Linked DNA regions of Homo sapiens: region 2 is linked to region 1. A link is a loop called in an ENCODE intact Hi-C map of the cell type or tissue named here. Cell type or tissue: heart left ventricle. All regions are shown on one strand. Each heading gives the region's core, and the rest is flanking DNA. Links, peaks and the distances in the headings are about the cores only. Region 1 overlaps LLGL2 (LLGL scribble cell polarity complex component 2). Region 2 has its middle 23 kb from the start of SLC25A19.

What was found. Hi-C counts contacts between places; a loop is a spot of excess contacts. Peaks named below come from ENCODE experiments on the same cell type or tissue, not always from the same donor. Only the 100,000 strongest peaks of a DNase experiment are listed, where the experiment ranks them.
Region 2: a loop joins it to region 1, with 2.4 times the contacts of the local background. A loop is called at or near these places in 7 of 110 quality-filtered maps.

What each region holds. Positions count from the first base shown.
Region 1 is chr17:75,530,606-75,538,926 of GRCh38, reverse strand. The region is part of intron 1 of LLGL2 (LLGL scribble cell polarity complex component 2); the gene reads right to left. Among named protein-coding and RNA genes, the nearest start is that of LLGL2, 9.1 kb to the right of the region's middle. In heart left ventricle, for the core only: no CTCF peak of the experiment used is centred there; a DNase peak (open chromatin) is centred at 3,624.
Region 2 is chr17:75,308,746-75,317,066 of GRCh38, reverse strand. No RefSeq gene overlaps it. Among named protein-coding and RNA genes, the nearest start is that of SLC25A19, 23 kb to the right of the region's middle. RefSeq lists enhancers at 323-572, 923-1,072. In heart left ventricle, for the core only: no CTCF peak of the experiment used is centred there; DNase peaks (open chromatin) are centred at 2,307, 2,664, 4,827, 7,293 and 2 weaker places; H3K27ac peaks cover 2,271 bases.

The DNA.
Region 1 (8,321 bases), core at 193-8,192:
AGCGAGACTCTTGTTTCTAAAAAAAAGAAAAAGAAAGAAAAAGAGGATGCGAAGATCCAGCAACTAGGCTTTGGTGGCCAACAGGTCTCAGTGACCATTCCCTTGTCAGAGCCTGTGCGTTCCCTGTTCCTACTGCCTGGGTCACTTTCCTCCAGATACCTTCACGCCCTCCCCGACCTGAAGCTGCAATCTCCTGGGATGTTCTCTCTCCCTCCCTGCACCGCTTTTCTCCTTGGACCTGGCCACGTTTGGACACACTGAATAGCTTACTTATTAATCTTGTTGATTACCTGTGGAATCCCCCACAAGCAGCAGCTTTCTTTTTCCCATTCAAGACCTTTTGTCCTTTTATTCACTGCTGTATCCGAGTGCACACAGCGAGTCCTCACTCGTTATCTGTTGAATGAATGAATGAACAGAGGAGGCGAGGTCTCCACTGAGACTGACTGGTGGGAAGGGGCCAGCCACAGACAACTTGGGGCACAGTGTGTTAGGCAGAAGGAACAACAGCTGCAAAGCCTCAAGATGAGAGAGGCTTCTATGTTTCAGGATGAAGACAAGTGGGGGGCCCAATGCAGAGATCTGTGCAGATGACATGAGAGAGATGACAAAGTGGGCCTCCTGAGCTGTCCTAGGCAGGGACCTGATGGGGCCTGCCCACCCCCCGTTCCCTCCTCCATGTCACTGGCCCTCTCTCCTTGGCCCTGTTGGCTGCTCCATCTACTCAGCCCCACCCTGGCCCCATTCACTATGGTCCCTGCCATTCTCTGTCTGAAATACCTTCTTGCCCCCTCAATCAGCCCGGCCCCCCTTCCAGGCTGGGCGAGGTGGCTCACGCCTGTAATCCCAGCAGTTTGGGAGGCCAAGGCGGGCTGATCACTTGAGGCCAGGAGTTTGAGACTAGCTTGGCCAACACAGCAAAACCTCATCTCTACTAAAAAGACAAAAAATTAGCCAGGTATGGTGACGGGCACCATGTGGTCCCAACTACTCAGGAGGCTGAGGCAGGAGAATTGCTTGAACCCAGGAGGCGGAGGCTGCAGTGAATCGAGATTGTGCCACTGTAATACAGCCGGGGCAACAGAGAGAGACTGTCTCAAAAAAAAAAAAAAAAAAAGGTCACCTTCCAAAAAGCCTTCCCATCTGAACCCATCCTGACCATTCTCCGAGTCCTAGGAGGCTGGGAGGCTGTCCCTGTCCACCATGGTTTTAAGGGATTTTTTTTTTTTGGAGATGGAGTCTCGCTCTGTCGCCCAGGCTGAAGTGCAGTGGTGTAATCTTAGCTCACTGCAACTGTGTTTCCCAGGTTCAAGCAATTCTCCTGCCTCAGCCTCCCAAGTAGCTGGAATTACAGGTGTCCACCACCATGCCTGGCTAATTTTTTTGTTATTTTTAGTAGAGCTGTGGTTTTCACCATATTGGCCAGGCTGGTCTCGAACTCCTGATCTCAAGTGATCTGCCCACCTCGGCCCCACAAAGTGCTAGGATTATAGGCGTGAGCCACCGCACCCAGCCTGGGATCATTTTATCCTAAGGGGTAAAGGGACCATTTTATCTCAGAGTCCTGAGAATGGTCAAGATGGGTTCAGATGGGGAAGAAACACACCTTAGGATAAAATGATCCATTGAAACCATGGTGGACAGGGACAGCCTCCCAGGCTCATGCATGTCTCCTGGCCTTGATGTGCTGTTTATTAAGCTGTCAGAAAAAATCAGAAGCAACCTAAATGGCCCACAACAGGGGATGGGTGAAGTGTGCTCAGGCCTATGACAAAAGGCTTCCAGTCATTAAAAGGAATAAAAGGGCCGGGCGCTGTGGCTCACGTCTGTAATCCCAACACTTTGGGAGGCCGAGGCGGGTGGATCACTTGAGGTCAGGAGTTTGCGAGCAGCCTGGCCAACATGCCAAAACCCCGTCTCTACTAAAAAAAATTAGCCGGGCATGGTGGTGGGTGCCTGTAACCCCAGCTACTTGGGAGGCTGAGGCAGGAGAACTGCTTGAACTCGGGAGGTGGAAGTTGCAGTGAGCCCAGATAGCGCCACTGCACTCCAGCCTGGGTGACAGAGAAAGACTCCATCTCAAAAAGTAAATAAATAAATAAATAAATGGAGAAAAGACCATTTCATGGCATGGGACTATATGTACAAAGAATCCAAGAGTCAGGTAGAATCTATTAAAAATCCCTATATTTGACAATGTACTCGGAAGGGTTATGGGATTAGTGGTGATTCTTTTTTCTCCTTTTTGTTTATCTGCCTCCTAGGCAGGGTGGATAAGAGGATCAAAGAGAGAAGGAAAGAGGCCCCAGGCATGGTCAGGCGGGAGGGTGGGTCCAGCCCTGTCCTGCTGGTGGAATGTTCCGGTGCTCACCAGGCGTGGGCTCCTCTCCAGCCACCGCAACCTGAGTGGGGAGAGGTACCCCCTAGAGACACGGAATAGTTAGGCCCGGAAAGGCGGGGAGACAGGCAGGTGGGACTAGCTGTGCAACCTTGGGTTTCAGGGTCCTGAGTAGAAAGGACTTTTCTATTCCATCGTCCCGAGGCTTTAAAGCAGGGCCAGGGAGCGGGCTTGGCAAACTCTCAGGTGCTGTGCACTTAAGTGACACACCTGGGAGGAATGTGGAGAAGAGACAAGTTCAGGAGCCCACAGGCTGAGGAGCCCCCCAAGTCCTCAAGTCTAACACCAGAAATGGTCACTGGGGTTGCCACCTAGCCAGAGCGCCACCTCTGAGATGAGGCTTCTCAGGAAAACCTTCTCCACCCCACTAACTTCTAAAGGCCATCCAACCTCAGTCTCCACTCCTGCCTGTCACCAGACCAGCCTCTGAGCCACCCTCCCTGTTCTGCCCTGCTCTGTTCCCTTTTGGCGGGCGCCAGGGTTTAGAGCCGGGCCGCAAAAGGCTTGCTGCCTTGTGGCTGGTTCCCATCCACTTTCTACCCAAGTCTGTGCCTTGCATGTGGAACCAGCCTGAGAGCTCCCTGTGGGCAGCTGATCGACCTGTTTCCTTCCCTCCTCACTGTTCCACTCACCCACGTCTGCACCTGGCCGGCAAAATATTTCTGGGTCTAGGACAGGTGTCCACACACCTGGACACCCACTTGGAAAGAACAGGAGAGCTCTCCACTTGGTGACAGGCCACAAAATCCACACCCTGGCCCGCCTTCCATCTCAAGAGCTCAAGAAAGAGACCAGTGGGGGCAGAGAGAGAGAATAACCACACGGGGTGGACTTGCCTTGGGCCCCCCTCGCTCTAAGTGGCAGATGCGATTGTGCCTCGGAGGAGAGGGGATCCCCAGGCCAGACTGCTTCTCCCACCCTGCCACTGTTTGGGGCACCTGGGCTAATTTGTCCCTGTGAGACCAAGGCTTGGCCAAGCCCAGCCAGCCCTCTGGCCTGGAGATGTGGGAGGGGCCAGCCCTCAAGAAACTCCCTCCATAGCTCGGGAAGTTCCATTGATCTCATTGATCTGCTGGGAGAGTCCACACCCAGCGGCAGGACTCCAGACCCAGCCGAAACCAGAGAGGGCCCCCGGGCCGCACCCAGCGCCAGCTGCCTGCTCTCAGGGCGTGCCACCTGATGTCCCATGCTCTCCTCTCCTCTTCGCTCGTGCTCCCCACAGCCCGCTGCTGATTAAGAAGCTGCCTTCCCCTCTGCGACATCCTGTGTGAGGCCTGAGTGTGGCTGTGGCCTCCTGTTTGACGGATGTGAATCCGCCCCTGCACCTCCTACTCTGATGGCACTGGTGGGCAGGGATCTAAACCACAGAGGCAGCTGCTGACCCCTGCGGCATCTGTGCCAACTCAGACGCCTGTAGCCGCTTTGCAAGTGCCCATGTCGCCCTGGGAAGCCCAGTCTCCCAGAAGCACCAGGCAGGTCCCTGGCCAGCAGCTTAGCAACCAAACCTTGGCTGAAAGGCAGTTCCATGGAGTGGGATCTAGGGGAACACAAACCAGAGGGAATGGGGGCATGACTGGAGGACTGTCGTCCCCGCTGTTGTTAATTAAGTAGTAAAAGGGATTGAGAGCTAGCTATGGCTGGATGTGACTTTAGCACTTTACATTCACCTTATTTAATTCTTACAATTACTTATGAAGTGATCGATTCAGAGTGGCCCCAAGCTCAAACAGTCAAGAGTCCAAGTCCTTTGCCAAGCTCAGTGGCTTATGCCTGTAATCCCAGCACTTTGGGAGGTCGAGGCAGGAGAATCCACTGAACCTAGGAGTTCGAGACCAGCCTGGGCAACTTAGGGAGACCTTGTCTCAGCAAAAAACTTAAAAATTAGCCAGCCATGGTGGCATACACTTGTAGTCCCAGCTACTCAGGAGGCTGAGGTGGGAAGATCACTTGAGCCCAGGAGGTTGAGGCTGCAGTGAGCTATGATGGCACCACTGTGCTCCAGCCTGGGTGACAGAGCGAGACCTTTTCTCAAAAAAAGAAAAAAAAAAATCCAAGCCCCAATTTGCATTCCAATCTGACTGCAGAATCCTCCGCTCAGGTCAGGCCTCTCTCCCAGGACAAAGGGGCTGCCTGCTCGCAGGCTGGATGGGCCCCATTTGGGGTCAGCCTCCATTCCCCCCACCATCTATCCTATGGAATCACAACCATCCCACAACCCCAAGAGGATCCTCCCGCCATGCCTAGACTCCTCCTGAAGTTTCCTTTCTGTTGCCCCTCCTGGGCCTGTGAGGATGGGGTGGAAGGTGGGAACGCACCCCCATTCTGGGGGCCTTAGCCCCCTTTCATAATCCAACACCAGACTCTCTCTCCAGGGAAGTGACTGGCAGAAAGCCAAGTCCAAGGAAAAGCAAAACCATTCTGGGGAGAAGATGGACCACCTGCCTGGGGCTGGCGTGGGCAGGCCATCCAGCCCATCCAATCAGGCCCCTTTCTAGGGCCTCCTACCTGCCCTAAAACTGGAACAGCTGTCCCAAGAAGCTTCCAGATGTCAGCTCCAGGAGGTGGGGATTGTGCTGGCCTCATCCAGGTGCCTCATGGGAGGGACTGGAATTTTATTTAAACAGCTCCCTCACTTCCTTCAAAGCTTTGCTCAAATGTCACCTTCTGGCAGAGGCCCACTCTAACCACCTGTTAAAAGTTGTAACCTGCCCCCTACCATGCGGGTTCCCAATTGTTGCTCTAGTTCTTTTTACCCTATAGCCCGTATCACCTTTTAACACAATTTATTAGTTACTTTTACTTTCTGTCAGTCAGGCTTCTCACCTTTTAGAAACAACTTTCAACGACGGCAGACATCTTTGCTTTGTTTAAGGATCACATCCAACATCTAGAACCACACAAGAGGCATCAGAAAATACTTGAACGGGCTGGGCGCGGTGGCTCATGCCTGCAATCCCAGCACTTTGGGAGGCCGAGGCGGGCAGATCATGAGGTCAGGAGATCGAGACCATCCTGGCCAACATGATGAAACCCTGTCTCTACTAAAAATACAAAAAATTAGCTGGGCATCATGGCGGGCGCCTGTAGTCCCAGCTACTCAGGAGGCTGAGGCAGGAGAATGGTGTGAACCTGGGAGGCGGAGCTTGCAGTGAGCCGAGATCGTGCCACTGCACTCCAGCCAGGGTGACAGAGTGAGACTCCATCTCAAAAAAAAAAAAAAAAAAAAAAAGGGCCAGGTGCGGTGGCTCACGCCTGTAATCCCAGCATTTTGGGAGGCTGAGGCGGGCAGATCACGAGGTCAGGAGATCAAGACCATCCTGGCTAACACGGTGAAACCTTGTCTCTACTAAAAATACAAACAATTAGCCGGGCGTGGTGGCGGGAGCCTGTAGTCCCAGCTACTCGGGAGGCTGAGGCAGGAGAATGGCGTGAACCCGGGAGGCAGAGCTTGCAGTGAGCCGAGATCGCGCCACTGCACTCCAGCCTGGGCGACAGAGCAAGACTCCTCAAAAAAAGAAAAAAAAAGTACTTGAATGAATGAACGAACAGTTAAGACTGACTAGGGATTAACTAGAAAAGGTATCTGCCAATCACTGACCCCACGAAACACTGAGGTAGGACCCCACAGGGTTCTCAGGGAACTTCCTTACCCTGTCCTCAAGTCTCCGGCCAAGGCCAGGGCCCTGTGGACGTCATGCCTGGCATCCTGTTCGGAATACCCTTGTGGACCCTGCCTTTAACCAAAGCTCCAGGACCCCCAGAGAATTCCAGAATTATATTAAATGTTAATATTATTTACTAGAGGGCTGGGCGCAGCGGCTCATGCCTGTAATCCCAGCACTTTGGGAGGCCGAGGCAGGTGGATCACATGAGGTCAGGAGTTAGAGACCAGCCTGACCAACATGGTGGAAACCCCCCCGCTACTAAAAATACAAAAATTAGCCAGGTGTGGTGGCGCATACCTGTAATCCCAGCTACTCAGGAGGCCGAGGCAGGAGAATTGCTTGAACCCGGGAGGCAGAGGTTGCAGTGAGCCAAGATCATGCCACTGCACTGCTGCCTGGGCGACAGAGCGAGACTCAGACTCAAAACAAAAAAACAAAGAAAAAAATTAGCTGGGCGTGGTGGCGGGCGCCTGTAATCCCAGCTACTCGGGAGCCTGAGTCAGGAGAATGGTGTGAACCCAGGAGGCGGAGCTTGCAGTGGGCTGAGATCGCGCCACTGTACTCCAGCCTGGGCAACAGAGCAAGTCTCCGTCTCAAAACAAACAAAAAATTAGCTGGGCATGGTAGCAGCTACTGGGGAGCTACCTGTAATCCCAGCTACTGGGGAGGCTGAGGTGGGAGAATCACTTGAACCTGGGGAGACTGCAGTGAGCCGAAATCATGCCATTGCACTCCAACCTGGGCCACAGAGTAAGACTCCGTCTCAAAAAAAAAAAAAAAAAAAAAGTGTGTGTGTGTGTGTGTGTGTATATATACATATATATAATTTATTACAGTCATATGGTCCTGTGCCCAGATGTCCCTCTCATCAAACTCTGGGAACACTAAGTCAGGTGTCTCGAGAGAAGGCTCCAGTCTCTGCCGAATTCCTGAAGGGTAGAGTCAGGTGCCTTGCAGCCTCCTCGTCCCCACGCCCAGAGCAGCCTCTCCTAGCTCAAGAATTCGCTGTGGTTCCTGGGAAGAAGAGAGGGGTGAGTATTCAAAGCCAGTTTCCTCTGAGAGGCAGGGCTGTGGGGAAGGCCACCCCAAAGGGACCTGAGCAAAGCCATGGCCACGGGCACAGTGAGCGAGGGTCTCCTTGGAATTCCTAGGGAGCCAGGGCTGGGGAGGGCAAACAGTGCTGGTGGCCCCGCTGGGGGACGCCCGTCTCCTGCCCTGTCCCCAGTTTTCTCTCTGCAAACTGCTCCTGACAGAGGAAAACAGCGTTGCCAAGCAGACCTGGCGTGCCTCGCCCCAGGAGGAACCCTGAGAACGATATCACCTAAGACAGATAAGAGGGCCTCTCAGAGTTGAGGATTGAGGACAAATGAGTCCAGGCTGCCAGTGCTGCTCAAAGCAGCCGGCCCAGGAGAAAGAACATTGGTCTCTTGGGCCTCCATTCTGGCCCCCAACTCAGAGGTCTCAACAGCTGCTTTTGACTCATCTGGAAAGACCAGGAAGGCCGAATAGCTCCCCGGGGAAACTAAACTCCTTAGATGGCTCCTGGAGGCTCTTGCCAGAGATGCGCAGATCTCCCACAGTGCGGGCAGGGGCTCATGGGCCACCTGGTCCCAGGCAGCACTTCGTCTTCCAAAGGGAGGGTCCCGGGGCCAGGAAGTCCTGGCAGGAGAGGACATCCTCTCCCCAAGCAAGGTTGAAAGGGGGCACAATGGCATTCCTAGAAAGTCTCCTAATGCCAACAGAGCAGCACAGGCCTGTGCTCTCTGCCCTGCCACCCAGCAGGGTGAGGAGGGTGTACCCAGCAAGCACTCCTCAGCTGGGGCAGAACTCACAGCAGGTTTAATCCTGCACTCTCCGACATCCCCACCACAGGAAAGACTCCCAGGCAACCGGCTCTCACTCTTGGCCCTCCCAAGGAGCAAGGGAAGCATCAAGGGCCACTGGAATGCAAGGTCCATTTAGGAGAAGCCGCGCCCTCCACTGCTGCCCTCAATTCCTGAAAAAGGTCCTCGCTGAAAAACTTCTGACCCCTAGAGACTTTTTTTCTCTTTTTGAGTTAGAGTCTCACTCTGTCACCCAGGCTGGAGTGCAGTGGCGCCATCATAGTTCACTGCAGCCTCAAACTCTTGGGCTCAAGCGATCCTCCTACGATCCCATGTAATTGGGACAACAGGTGCACACCACGATGCCCAGCTAATTTTTTTTTTTTTTTTTGAAATGGAGTCTCGCTCTGTCGCCCAGGCTGGAGTGCAGTGGCG
Region 2 (8,321 bases), core at 171-8,170, 220 kb after region 1:
AGGCAGGAGAATCGCTTGAACCCGGGAGGTGGAGGTTACAGTGAGCCGAGATTGCACCACTGCACTCCAGCCTGGGTGACAGAGCTAGGTTCCCTCTCAAAAAAATAAAATAAAATAAAAAATAAAGGTAATAAGGGCCAGGCTCAGTGGCTTACGCCTGTAATCCTAACACTTTGAGAGGCTGAGGCGGGTGGATTGCTTGAGCTCAAGAATGCCACACCAGCCTGGGCAACATAGTGAAACCCATCTCTACCAAAAATTAGCTGAGTGTGGTGATGCACACCTGTGGTCCCAGCTACTCAGGAGGCTGAAGTGGAGGTTGCAGTGAGCTGTCATGCCACTATACTCCAGCCTGAGAGACAGACCTCTCTCAAAAAAAAAAAAAAAATACCCAAGAAATCTCGACTTGAATTCTTCTTGGTGTAGCCACACTGAGCAGGGGAGGCTTGTGGGTTGTTTTGTTTTGTGACAGGGTCTTTATCTGCCACCCAGGCTGGAGTGCTACGGTGCAATCATAGCTCACTGCAGACTCAATCCCCTGGGCTCAAGTGATCACCTCAGCCTCCCAAGTAGCTGGGACTGTAGGCATACACTACTGCACCCAAGTAGCTGGGACTACAGGCATACGCTACTGCACCCAAGTAGCTGGGACTACAGGCATACGCTACTGCACCTGGCTAATTTCATTTTTTTTTGTACAGTGGGGTCTGTGTTTCCCAGGCTGGTCTCAGACTCCTGGGCTCAAGAGATCCCCCCACCCTTGGCCTTTCAAAGTGCTGGAAATCCAGGCGTGAGCTGTGCCTGGCCTGGGACGTTTTTGACCTTCCCCTGCAGCAGTCATGTGTGGGAAGGATCTTGACCCAGCAAGAGTCAAGACTGCTAGTCCTGTGGTCCACTTGGGCTGGCCTCCTTGAAGCTGAGCAGAAGTTTACAAAATGGAGCTATGTAATTGAAAAGGCCGGGCGTGGTGACTCATTTAGCCTCATTTGAGGCTTTTTGCTCAATTTGTCCCCTCCCTCGCGTTTGACTGACTGTTTCAGAATTAATGGGAAAATCACTCCTTTTCTGTGATCAGCAGTTTGGTCACAGATTTCTTAGTGATGGTATCTCCCTCCTCAGGGATCCGGGATTCCTGGGAAGACATCTGGGCGGGGTGCCTTGGGAAGCCTCCCAGCATCTTACAGGAGCCCTGTGGCCGGCGTGCAGCCGGGAGTCGCTCAGTGTGTCAGGGGAAAAGCTGGAGGTAGGCGCATGGCCTCGCTCTTCAGGGCACGCCCCCCCCACCCCTCCCTGACACGCTTCCCTCCACCCAGTGAGCTGGGAGCCCCTGACAGGCTCACCTTCAGACTTGAGTGTGGAGGAGATGGTGACCCACAGCGCGGGGCTGCTTAGGTGGCCTCTGAGCCAAAGGCCATGATGGCGCAGGCTGCCTGCCTTCCCTGGGCACTAGTTCCACCTGACTGTTCATGGGGTGGGTGACCTTCAGCCCAAAACGTTCGCTTTATGGAAGTTCCTGGATAACTGGAAAAAATGACAGTGGACCTGTTTTATGCGTCTTGGAAATACTTTTTTTTTCTTTTTTTTTTTTTTGAGACAGAGTCTCCGTCTGTCCCCTAGGCTGGAATGCAGTGGCACGATCTTGGCTCACTGCAACCTCCACCTCCCGGGTTCAAGTGATTCTCCTGCCTCACCCTCCTAAGTAGCTGGGATAACCAGCTCCTGCCACCACGCCCAGCTAATTTTTGTACCTGGGGTCAGGAGTTCAAGACCAGCCTGGCCAACGTGGTGAAACCCTGTCTCTACTAAAAATACAAAAATTAGGTGGGCGTGGTGGCGGGCACCTGTAATCACAGCTACTCGGCAGGCTGAGTCAGGAGAATCGCTTGAACCCGGGAGGCAGAGGTTGCAGTGAGCCGAGATCGCGCCATCACACTCCAGCCTGGGCGACAGAGTGAGACTCCGTCTCAAAAAAAAAAGAGTACAATTCTGTGTGCCAACAGCACTGATAGATCAATATTACATGTTAGTGATATTGATTAAGCCACTTACTGCTTAGTGCATTCCAAACACTACTTTTAAAACTAACACTAAAAGCCATACTATACCCCGTCCAAAAAAGAAATCACTAAGACGTATTTTAAGTCTCAACTCTGGCCCACCCAAGAGCAACACTGGTCTTAGGTCTCCAAGGACAGCCTTCTTTTTTTCTTTTTTCTTTTTTTTTTTTCAGTTGGAGTCTGGCTCTGTTGCTGGAGTACAGTGGCGCCATCTCAGCTCATTGCAACCTCCGCTTCCTGGGTGCAAGCGATTCTGCTGCCTCAGCTTCCCGAATAGCTCGGACTACAGGCGCCCGCCACCACACCCAGCTAATTTTTGTATTTTTAGTAGAGATGGGGTTTCACCATGTTGGCCACGATGGTCTTGATCTCCTGACCTCGTGATCTGCCCACCTTGGCCTCTAAAGTGCTGGGATTACAGGCGTGAGCCACCAGGCCCTGCCCCAGCCTTTTTTTTTTTTAACATTCCTGGATTCGGGTTGAGAAAGCACAGCTATTGCAGCCATTCTCTGAGTGTGAGTCGTGGCGTCAGCAGTGTTGGCCTCCAAAATAGCAGCTGCCAGGTCCTGAGGGCTCGCCTCGTGCTGCAGGCCTGTGCAAGGGCCCGAGCCTGGGGTGAAAGGGTGGATGTTTGCCTCCTGCTGTAACCCCACCCCTCATCCTGCGCTGTGCTAGGGAAGCAAGGGGCGAGGGTGTACCCTTTTTCATTTACTCTGTTACACATGTGTTGCCCACACCTGTAGGGATTGATGGTGAACGTCATTCCTGGGGCGTGTGGAATTGGAGGCAATTATCTCCCCTCTAACTGGAGGCTGAGGAGGGCCCCCGTGTCTTCTCACACCATCAACCACCGCTTTCCATTCCTGCACGGTGGCATTGCTGCCCTGAGTCACCCTGAAACTGGAAACTGCCCCACTGGAGCCTTCTGTCCTTGACACAGACGCACTCTTCAGTCCTGATCCTTGTATTATGCAAGCCCTTGCATGAGAGAGACTCAAAGAGGAAATGTAGACAGCACAGGCTCAAAGGGAGGCTTGGAGGCAGATGGGACTTGCCCTGGGGATTGGGTGAAATGAGTTTGGACAGTTACTAATAGGACAGTAGACACCCAGAGCAGGTGGTCTAGTAGAGGCGTGGCGGTGTTAGCGAGCACCTGCCTGGACATGGCTTGAGGGAGCCTGAGTAGCCTCCTGCAACGAGGAAGAAAGAGCCCAGGTGGGGTTTGTGGGGGACTCGAATGCAGGCTGAGCGATGCCCATTCTGCCTGTTGACACAGGAGGCTTCTGTAGCTTTTTTTTTTTTTTTTTTTTTTAAACAGAGTCTCACTCACCCAGGCTGGAGTGCCGTGGCACGATCTCAGCTCACTGCAACCTCTGCCTCTTGGGCTCAAGCAATTCTCCTTCCTCAGCCTCTCCAGTAGCTGGGATTACAGGTGTGCACCACCATGCCCAGCTAATTTTTGTATTTTTAGTAGAGATGGGGTTTTGCCATGTTGGCCAGGCTGATCTCAAACTCCCGACCTCAGGTGATCCACCCGCCCCAGCCTCCCAAAGTGCTGGGATTACAGGTGTGAGCCACCATGCCTGGCTGCTTCTGTAGCTCTTATAGATCAGCGGTACGATGAAAGATAAGTTTTAGGAACATCTGACTTGCAGTGGTGCGGAGACCAGAATCCGGATAGCCTGGAAGAGGCTAGGGTCGTGTTAGCTGAGTGAAGTCAGGCTCTGCAGCAGAGTGTGCGCAGTGCTCACCTGGCTCTCTCCCGACCAGTTGTCTGGACCATGTGCCCAACCTCCCTGCAGTTCCAAGCAGCCATGTGCTCCAGTCCTGACGTGTGTGGTGTGTTTGGGGCCTTGTGGCCTCCCCACTTTGTTGCTTCTCTTGCCTGTGGGTGGATGCAGGAGAGCCAGCAGAAGACCCAGAGCACCTGCTAGATTTGGAACATGTCTGGGGCGGGGCACAGTGGCTCATGCCTGTAATCCCAGCACTTTGGGAGGATCACTTTAGCCCAAGAGATTGAGAACAGTCTGGCAATATAGTGAGACCCTGTCTCTACAAAAAATTAGACAGACTCAGTGGTGTGCTCCTGTAGTCCCAGCTACTCAAAGAGGCTGAGGCAGGAGGATTGCCTGAGTCTGGAAGGTCGAGGCTACAGTGAGCCATGATTCTGCCACTGCACTCCAGCCTGGGCAGCAGAGACCGAGACCTCGTCTCAAAAAAATGAAACAAATATCAGCTGTGTTGCATCACTGACGGGGGGAGGAGGGTTGTCTGTTACAGCAGCCACACTGCCTATCCAGGGACAATGCTGGGGATAGGACCTGGGGAGAAACTTGAGAGGCCCAGCAAAAAATAGGAGGTTTTGGCCGGGCACGGTGGCTCACGCCTGTAATCCCAGCACTTTGGGAGGCCGAGGCGGACAGATCACCTGAGGTTGGGAGTTTGAAACTAGCCTGACCAACATGGAGAAACCCCATCTCTACTAAAAATACAAAATTAGCTGGGCATGGTGGTGCATGCCTGTAATCCCAGCTACTCAGGAGGCTGAGGCAGGAGAATCACTTGAACTCAGGAGGTGGAGGTTGCGGTGAGCCAAGATCATGCCATTGCACTCCAGCCTGGGCAACAAGAGTGAAGCTCTGTCTCAAAAAAAAAAAAAAGAAAAGAAAAAAATATGAGGTTTTGGAAAAGGAAGTAGAATTGCTTGTCATCTAAAATAGAAGGAAGCAGCAGTGACAGCTTTCGTAAGACCAGCATCTGCGCCATCTCCTTACAGATGGGGCTGGCTCTTCGGCACGAACCCCACTCTCCAGACCTAGCTGCATAGGACAAGCCAATTTCTCTCTGAATGTCTTTTTTTTTTTTTTTTTTTTTTTTTTTTTGAGACGAAGTCTTGCTTTGTCTCAGGCTGGAGTGCAGTGGCATGATCATAGCTCACTGCTTGCTTGAAGTCCTGTGCTCAAGTGATCCTCCCGCCTCAACCTCCCGAGTAGCTGGACGTGCGCACCACCATGCCCAGCTAATTAAAAAAAATTTCACAGAGATGGGGTCTCACTATATTGCCCAGACTAGTCTTGAACTCCTGCACTCAAGGGATCCTCCCGCCTCAGCCTCCCAAAGTGTTGGGATTAAAGGCATAAGCCACCACACTTGGCCTTTTTTTTTTTTTTTTTTTTTTTTCTGAGACAGAGTCTTACTCTGGAGTGCAGTGGCACGATCTCTGCTCACTCCAACCTCCGCCTCCTGGGTTCAAGTGATTCTCCTGCCTCAGCCTCTTGAGTAGATGGGACTATAGGCACCCGCCACCTTGCCTAATTTTTTTTTTTTTTTTTTTGAGATGGAGTCTCACTCTGTCGCCCAAGCTGGAGTGCAGTGGCACAATCTCGGCTCACTGTAACCTCTGCCTGCCGGGTTCAAGGAATTCTTCAGCCTCAGCCTCCCGAGTAGCTGGGACAACAGGCATGCCACCATGCCCAGCTAATTTTTTTGTAGTTTTAGTACAGATGGGGTTTCACCATGCTGGCCAGGCTGGTCTTGAACTCTTGACCTCGTGATCCACCTGCCTTGGCCTCTCAAAGGGCTGGGATTACAAGAGTGAGCCACCGTGCCTGGCCCGTGGCCTAATTTTTGTATTTTTAGTAGAGACGGGGTTTCACCAATTTGGCCAGGCTGGTCTCGAACTCCTGACCTCAAGTGATCTGCCTGCCTCGGCCTCCCAAAATGCTGGGATTACAGGCATGAGCTACTGTGCTCAGCCTTTTTTTTTTTTTTTTTTTTTTTTTTGAGACGGAGTTTTGCTCTTGTTGCCCAGGCTGGAGTGCAATGGTGCAATCTCGGCTCACCACAACCTCCAGCTCCTGGGTTCAAGCGATTCTTCTGCCTCAGCCTCCCGAGTAACTGGGATTATAGGCATGAGCCATCACACTTGGCTAATTTTGTATTTTTAGTAGAGACGGGGGTTTCTCCATGTTGATCAGGCTGGTCTCGAACTCCCAGCCTCAGGTGATCCACTCTCCTCGGCCTCCTAAAGTGCTGGGATTACAGGCATGAGCCACCGCACCCAGCCAATTTTTTTTTTTTTTTTTAAGAGACAAGAGTCTTGCTCCATGGCCCAGCCTGGAGTGCAGTGGTGTGATCATAGCTCACTGCAGCCTCAAACTCCTGGGCTCAAGCCATCCTCCCACCTCAATCTCCCAAGGAACTGGGACTACAGGTGGTACCACCACACCTAGCGAATTTTAAAATTTTTTGAAGATTTTAGGCCGAGCATGGTGACTCATGCCTGTAATCCCAGCACTTTTGGAGGCCGAGGGGGCCAGATCACCTGAGGTCAGGAGTTCACAACCAGCCTGGCCAACCTGGTGAAACCCAGTCTCTACTAAAAATACAAAAATTAGCCGGGCATGGTGGCCCACGCCTGTAATTCCAGCTGCACAGGAGGCTAAAGCAGGAGAATCACTTGAACCTGGGAGGCAGAGGTTGCAGCAAGCCGAGATGGCGTCACTGCACTCCAGCCTGGGCGACAGAGCGAGACTCTGTCTCAAAAAAAAAAAAAAAAAAAAGTTTTATGGAGATATGATCAATGTAACATTTTTAAGTGACCCATCTAAAGTATATTATTCAATGTTTTTTAGTATTCACAGTTATGCAATCATCACCACAATCCATTTTATTTTATGTTTTTTAGTAGAGACAGGGTCTCACTATGTTGCTCAGGCTGGTCTCAAACTCCTGTCCTCAAGCGACCCTCCCACCTTGGCCTCCCAAAGTGCTGGGATTACAGACATGATCCACTGTGCCAGCCACCACAATCCATTTTAGAACACTGTCATACCCCAAAAGAAACCATATACCCCAGCCTGGGCAACATGGCAAAACCTTGCCCCTACAAGAAATAACAAAAATTAGCCAGCTGTGTAATCCCAGCACTTTGGGAGGCCGAGGTGGGTGGATCACCAGAGGTCAGGAGTTTGAGACTAGCCGGGCCAATATGGTGAAACCTTGTCTCTACTAAAAATACAAAAATTAGCCAGGCGTGGTTGCGTGTGCCTGTAGTCCCAGCTACTCAGGAGGCTGAGGCAGGAGAATCACTTGAACCCGGGAGGCGGAGGTTGCAGTGAGCCAAGATCACACCATTGCACTCCAGCCTGGGCAACAGAGTGAGACTCCGTCTAAAAAAAATAAAGAAACTGCTGATGTTGTCCCAGTGAAGGGAGTGGCAGAGGGCCAAGGGCGTTGAGCTGTATTTAGGAGGAGCTGGGAAGACCTGGGGTGGAGGGAAAGGCAGGTCCAGATGGCTGCAGGGCAGTGGGGGGATCTGTGGCTTTTGTTTGTTGAGATGGGGAACTAGGGGAAGAGGGGCAGGGTGGGGTGAAGCAGAGAGAAAGGCTGGAGGGTTGGATTTGAGGTGCCTGAGGACAATCATCTAGAAAGCAGCAGGGTGTGTTCACCTGGAGCTCAGGAGACAGATCTGACAGGAGATCGAGATCCAGGTGTTGTCAGTGTGGAGGTGGCCCTGAAACCATGGCCACGGGTGAGGCCTCACATACTCCAGTCCCCATAAGGAAGCACAGCCCTGAGGGCTGGGCGAGGGGAAGGCAGGAAGCACACAGGAGAGAGGCCAGAGCGGCAGGAGGTGAGCCAAGAGTCCACAGCACCAGGGACGCCACAGGGCTCCAGGGACAGGGCTGCAGGGAAATGCTCCCTGGTACCATCCTGGTCCCGGCCCTTCGTCCCCCTCTCCCCACTGCCACAAAACCTCCTCCTGTCTCTCCACCCTGCCTCTTTCCCCAGCCTGTCCAAAGAGGGCAAAGTCCAGGCTCCTGCCCCTCAGGAGCAGTGTGATGTAGGACAAAGAGCATGAGATCGCAGGCCTGAGGCCAGGGCCTTTATTCCTCGCTGTGTGACCAGGGCCCCCTTTTTCTCCTTTTTTCTTCCTTTTTTTTTTTTTTTTTTTTTTTGAAACAGAGCAAGACTCTATCGCCCAAGCTGGAGTGCAGTGATGCAATCCCAGCTCACTGCAACCTCCGCCTCCCGGGTTCAAGCGATTCTCCCACCTCAGCTTCCCGAGTTAGGATTACAGGCACGTTCCACCATGTCTGGCTGGTTGTTTGTATTTTTAATAGAAACGGGGTTTCGCTGTGTTGCCCAGGCTGATCTTGAACTCTTGGCCTCAAGTGATCCACCCACCTCAGCCTCCCAAATTGCTGGGATTACTGGCGTGAGCCATGGCGCCTGGCCACGACCAGGGCCCTTAACCTCTCA